Linked DNA regions of Homo sapiens: region 1 is linked to region 2. Evidence: read pairs that join two places in POLR2A ChIA-PET (ENCODE). Cell type or tissue: HepG2. All regions are shown on one strand. Links, peaks and the distances in the headings refer to the core of each region. The heading gives the core; the rest is flanking DNA.

Region 1 (2,907 bases), core at 104-2,603, 180 kb after region 2:
GTTGTGCCTGGGTTACTGCAAATTTAGCTTTCCTGCAGAAACAGCACCTGTTCACTGAGGGACAGTATTAGGTAGTAGGAAACTGTGCAAGCTTGAGAGCCATTGGGGTGGGATTCAAGCCCCACATCCCCTGGGCAAGTCACTCACCTGCTCTGAGACCATTCCCTCCTTCTATAAAAGGGGACTAGAACAGTACCTGCATCATCCAGTTGTTGCTATTACAAAGACCAGCCACAATTTATTAAGTGCCTATAATGGGCCAGGTACTGAATTTCTTTTTCTTTTCCTTACATGTATTAACACTCACGACAACTGTATAGGTTTGTCTTTTTGAAGTATAACTTACAGTGAAGTGCTCAAATCTTCAGTGCACAGGTCAATGAACTTTTACATGTATTCTCTATCCTCTAATCAAATATCAATTATCATAGATCACTGTTGCCTGTTTATGAACTTCATACAAATGGGCTCATGCAATATGTGCTCTGTTGTGGCTGGTTTCTTTCATTCAACTTTGTTTTAGCAATTCTTCCACATTGTTGTGTACCAGTTATTTGTTCTTTTATATAGCTGCATAGTATTCCATGATGTGACAATCCCACAGTTTGTTTGTTTATCCATTGACCTAGGTGTCATTATCATCATCATTATCACCATCATCCTATTTTACAAATGAGGAAACTGGGATCTGAACTTCTTACTAAGTGTTTAGCTTGAAGTCACAGAGTGACCTTGAGGCCAAACAGGGACTTGAACCCAGGTCCCTGTAACTCCAAAACCAGCTCCTTACCACGGACAATAGAGCCTCCCATAGCTCTGGAATACTGGGATTGGCGGAAATGAATGCTGACCTGTGTGGTCATGAGCTCCTTCTCCCTGAGGTACATTTGGAGTCAGGGGGAAGCTACCTGCCTGGCTCCAGGTGCTGAAAAAATTGCCTTAGTTTTGGCGATTGCCCATATTTATTTTCATTGCAACCCAAGCTGATAGCACAGGTACAGTCATCACTCACAGCCCTGTACTTTGAGACCTGGGCTTTGCCAACATTTCAGAACAACTGCAAACAGCTTCAATGTGGAGGAGGCATCCTTGTCCACTGACCAGCAGCTGGCTCTTATGGGCAGCCCCTGCCCTGGCTCCTCAGAGTCTGGTTTTCTATGATGGTAACTCAGCTGTAACCATCTGGGACTCCCACAGAAAGCATTGTAGGCCAGGTTTCTCAACACCAGCCTTACCTATCAAGAGGTGAGACCCCCAGTGCTGACCTTATTCAAGAAAAGGCTGAGATTTTGCCTTGCTTTCCAACCTTCAGAATCTCTGCCTTCTGCCCAGCAGGCAAGTGGCAGGCCTTAGAAGGGCCACCTGCAAGGCAGCAAGGGGGTGACCAGGGGCCTGGCTAACCTCCCCACCTCCTCCCCCTCTGAACTCAGGTAGCCTCCAGTCAGTCCACCCAGACATGATTAAATGGTTGGCTACACACAGGGGTGGAAGACCCCGGGGGAAGAAGGGCATGGAGCCAACTCCCTGAGGCAGCCCTAGGGCACCCTTTGGTCTGTTGATCATTAACAGAAGCCACCTCATGGCAGGCAGAGAAGGGGAAAGTCCAAGGGGATGGCCTACCCCCTCCTCCCAGACTCCGTCCTCCAAATGTGCCAATGCAGGGCCTCATGGGAGGTGAGGTCATGGCACTCAACGGAGGGGGTGTGTGCAGAATCATCTAATCCAACTCGTTGCCTCCTGTGTTCATGCAGAATCTCCACAAAAGGCCAAGGGAGAGGGCAACTAACACTGATTGATTTGCAGTTACTGTGTGCCAGGGACTGCTCCAGTGTCCCAGCCTACAACACTCTAGCATAGTGATGGAGGTCGCCTGCCTGGGTTCAAATCCTGACACCGACTCCCTGTATGACAAATTAGTGAATTTCTCTGCACCCCAATTTCTCCATCTATACAAAAGGAACAGTATAGAGCTTCCTCCGTGGGGTCATTATGATCATTCAATGAGTTAACACACAGGAAATTCTTAGAGGACTACCTGGCACTTACAAAGAGCTGTCATGACTAATGGCTCGCTTGATCTCATAGTAACTCCTTGAGATACAGCTGAAAAATCCAAGGTTGAGTCATTTATCCAAAGCACAAGCTGGTAGAAGGGGAGCTGGGATTTGAACCCTGGTCCAAGGGCTCCATTCAACACCCCTTCTTCCTTCACGCCCTGGATCCTTCCCCTGCCATGACCCCTGCCTCTTCGGTAACCAGTGCTTCGTGATCCAGTTGACTGTAAAACCCATCTTCAGACTAACCCACAATCTCAGTTGGCCCTCAAAGCCCTCCTTTCATGAGTGTCACTGAACCATAGCCTTCCTCCTGAGAATGAGGCCTCCAGGCCAGGAAAGGCATTGCTCGGTGGCCAAAATAGCTCATTTCTTTGAGCTGCTCCAAGAGAAGATCTTCATCCAACAGCCAGAGAGTGGGTTGCAGGGCCAGTAGCCACAGAGGCCCCACCCATCCATGGCAGACCTGGTGCAGGCCCCTAAACCCAGCCTTCAAGACACCCTGGCCTCCAGGGTAAGGGGTGGAGAAGAAGGCTTTGTGCCCCAGGATTGGCCTGGCCTTTCCTGACCCACTTCCCTCGTGAAAGCCTTCCCTTCAACTCCCTCAGCATAGTTCCTATCCTTCCTAGCTGCAGAGGAGCTCAGAGATAGGGGTTTCTTGCCAGTTCTGGGCTCACACTTCCCTGGCCTCCCTGCCAGACTACAGCACAGGGCTGCTGCTGAGGCCCCTTCTTCTAACATCCTGGAGAAATAATGGGCCTGAAATATTCTGCTGTTCCCTTTCCCAAGGGCCATCTCCTCTAACTTTAAGGACTCAATGGGACACAACCAGGCTCTTGTGGCCACCACACAT
Region 2 (2,907 bases), core at 93-2,592:
TCTAAGGTGCAGCCTAGGACCGGAACAACTGTGTAAGATGCTGTGAAAACAGCTCCATCTCACCTTCACCAGGAATATGAGCAGCTCACTGCCTAGTGAGGCTCGAATACCCATTAGGAAGAGCCAAGCCAGGCTTCTTAGGGTGGGTTCCCTGGCAACACTTCCCAAACTCTCCCACCAAGCTCCCAGGAGGCAGGAGGGAGCAAACACATACTCTGCAGAACCGGAAACAGATGGCAGCAAGCACCACGTGTCCTTGAAGTTTTCTGGTTTTGCTTTTAAAATTGGAATTTTTGCATCTTCTTCTACAATATCACCATCTTGTTTTACAACCTAAAAAAAGATTTCATTATGTTGACTTTTTTTCCTCCAAAAATATCTGAGTGTAGAAATGAGGCTCTGGAAAGGTATGCCATGTTTAAACTGTGGTTTTGTATGGTCCTTGACACACCATTGGGTTCCCTGGGGTTCCTGACTTTGAAAAACCCAGCCACAAAGAGTTAAAGAGGGTGGGAGCCAATCTGTTTAACCTTTGGAAGGAATCGCATCTTAGACGAAAACCTAGGCACAGAGAAGTTAAGCAGCTCATTCAAGATGACACAGTTTGTTATTAACTGAGTCGGAACTGTACCTCAGGACCCACCTTTCCCACTGCATTGATCTGGGGCAACTGCTAATTTGCTGTGTGACCTTGTCTAGTTCTCTTTACTTCTCTGTGTCAGTTTTCCTACGCATAAGATGATGATAACATCTGATCCACCCAACTTCTTCAGTAGTTGAGGAGGCTCAGGTGTGTAGAGGCATGTTGAAATTAGGGAGTGTCACATGTAAACTGTGGCATGTCATGTGTAAATTATGGAGTGTCATATGTAAATTATAAAGTGTCACATGTAAAAACAAGGCGCCGTAATTTAAGTCCAGCCTCACACTTCTAGGTGAGGCACAGTGATTGCAGCAAGAGTGACTTTTCCAGGGTCATGCGGGCGGGCCACTGAGGGAAACACAGTGTAGTGCACCCAGCCCCTCTGAGCCCGTGCAGAGGCTTAAGGGAGCTCCAGTGTTCCAGTTCCAGGGAAGGCTGAGGCTGGGAGCTCATGCCAGCACTTCTGTTTGCTCTCCATTGGTCCCAGCTTTTATCTGCCCAGTACCAGTTTGAAAACAACCTTCTTGTCCCAATCCTGAGAGTATCCTTTCGAAAGAGTAAGTCATGGAAAAATGCGTGGCAAACAACAACAATGCCAGCACCTTCTTTCTCCTTTCACAAGGCCACAGAGACCCTCCCCCACAGCCCATCTCTTCCAGAGGAAGTCTGCGGCCAGCCCTGCTCCAGACCCCTCCCTTGCCAGCCCAGGCCCGTGAGGCTCCTCAGCCCACGTCCGCCCTTTTCTGTTTACACTGGGAGATGAGCTTCTGCCGAGCTTAAGTGCAGTTCTGGCCCTTTTGTTTGTTTTTAAGTCAAGTTACAACTTTGCTCCTGGATTTATTGCAAATTCCATTTATCTTCTTCTTCCCGGGGTCTCTGCACAAAGCCTTTGTGTCTTCCTCTTCTGCTGTGGACAGATACCATGGGGCACCAGGAAAGGACGGGGAGCACACAGCCCCGGGGAGGCGCACTCTAAGGAGGGCCAAAGCCATTCTGCGGGGTGCTGGGGAGGAAGACAGGGGCTGGCAATGTAGGAGGAGGGGCTGTCGATTACCCGGGAGGACAGGCCCGGCCCTACATCGTGCCCCTTCTCACACAGGCCTCCAGAGGAAAGAAGAGCCAGGCCGAAAGGCAAAGAAATCCCAGACCTCAGGGGAAGGAATCAAGAAAAGAAGGTTCTGGTTTGAGTGGAAGGAGCCCGTGGCACTTTCTAGCCAGGGGTGGTATGAGGCCAAAGGTTCTGAGAGGCCTGAGAAAGGACACCTAGGTCTGCTGAGGGCGGTAGGCCTGAGGGTTGGGCACAGCGCGTGCCATGAGAGACCACCCCAGGTGCAGCTGGGCACCAGCACAGTCTCTCAGCTTCCCTGCCCTTCTCTTAGGCCTCCCCAACCCTCTCCAAACACCACATTTCCAGAAACTGCTGATGAAGAGCAAACAACTCCAAACTGAAGCTCACCAGGGAGAGAAAGAGAATCAAACTGAGCTGAACAAATTGCGAGTGGGGCGTCCAGCTGTGCTGTTGGCTTGTCTCTCTAAGAGGGGAAGTGCTGAGGGCCTGTCCCCCACCACCACCCCGAGTCCTTCCCTAGTGAGAGTTCCCTGGCTTGGGAGCACGCAGGAGATGCTCGGCTTCAGAGGGGCCTTGCTTGAGCGTGGTGAGGAAGTCCCGGGGCTGTGAAAGAGGAAATGCTGGACTCTCCCTGCCTAAGGGCCTGACCTAGAATGGGGCTTTAACCTCCCTGGAGGAGGAGAGCAGCTGCAGGTAGCTGGCGGCTGCAGAGTACTCCTGGGCAGGCTGTAGGGCCATGGGTCAGTAGCTGAAGGAGCCACCTTTCATGCCCTCCCCTCACCATCACAGTTCCCGGGCATGAAACTCAGGCATCAGCACCTCAGCCCAGGCCCTCAAGGAGTGGGGTTAAGTGAGCATGAACAGAGCAGGCCCCCTTTGCCTCTGGGAGCCTCCTGGCTTCCCAACAGGTGCTATCGCTGAATGAAGAGGAGGGCTGTCCACAGCAGTTTCCCCAGCCAAGGCTCTGGGCTCCAGCCCTGCTGGTCCCTCTTCCTCTGTCACCCATCAGCTCTGCAGCCGGCCCAGATACTCCCTTCTCCATGCTGTGGCCCCTCCTCCGGGGCCCCCACTTCTCAACCTCTGCACTGGTCTATCTGTCACTTACCTGCCTGGCTCCCTCAGACACCTCCAGCCATCTACCCTGAGACCTTGGCTGCTGATGTCCACTCTCTGGCCGCAGCTTCCTCCCTTCACC

What was found. ChIA-PET counts read pairs that join two places held together with the same protein. Peaks named below come from ENCODE experiments on the same cell type or tissue, not always from the same donor. Only the 100,000 strongest peaks of a DNase experiment are listed, where the experiment ranks them.
Region 1: POLR2A ChIA-PET joins it to region 2 with 6 read pairs; 12 of 35 experiments call an interaction of 5 or more read pairs at or near these places.

What each region holds. Positions count from the first base shown.
Region 1 is chr14:68,783,037-68,785,943 of GRCh38, forward strand. No RefSeq gene overlaps it. Among named protein-coding and RNA genes, the nearest start is that of ZFP36L1, 8.6 kb to the right of the region's middle. RefSeq lists enhancers at 1,489-1,633, 1,778-1,837 and a cis regulatory region at 1,555-1,568. In HepG2, for the core only: no CTCF peak of the experiment used is centred there; DNase peaks (open chromatin) are centred at 1,055 and 1,635; H3K4me3 peaks cover 686 bases.
Region 2 is chr14:68,606,154-68,609,060 of GRCh38, forward strand. It overlaps LOC107984016 (a long non-coding RNA gene), which reads right to left. Exons shown (of 3, transcript XR_943973.3): 3 at 1-333. It also overlaps a transcript of RAD51B not described here. Among named protein-coding and RNA genes, the nearest start is that of RAD51B-AS1, 78 kb to the right of the region's middle. RefSeq lists an enhancer at 882-1,528. In HepG2, for the core only: no CTCF peak of the experiment used is centred there; DNase peaks (open chromatin) are centred at 1,108 and 1,408.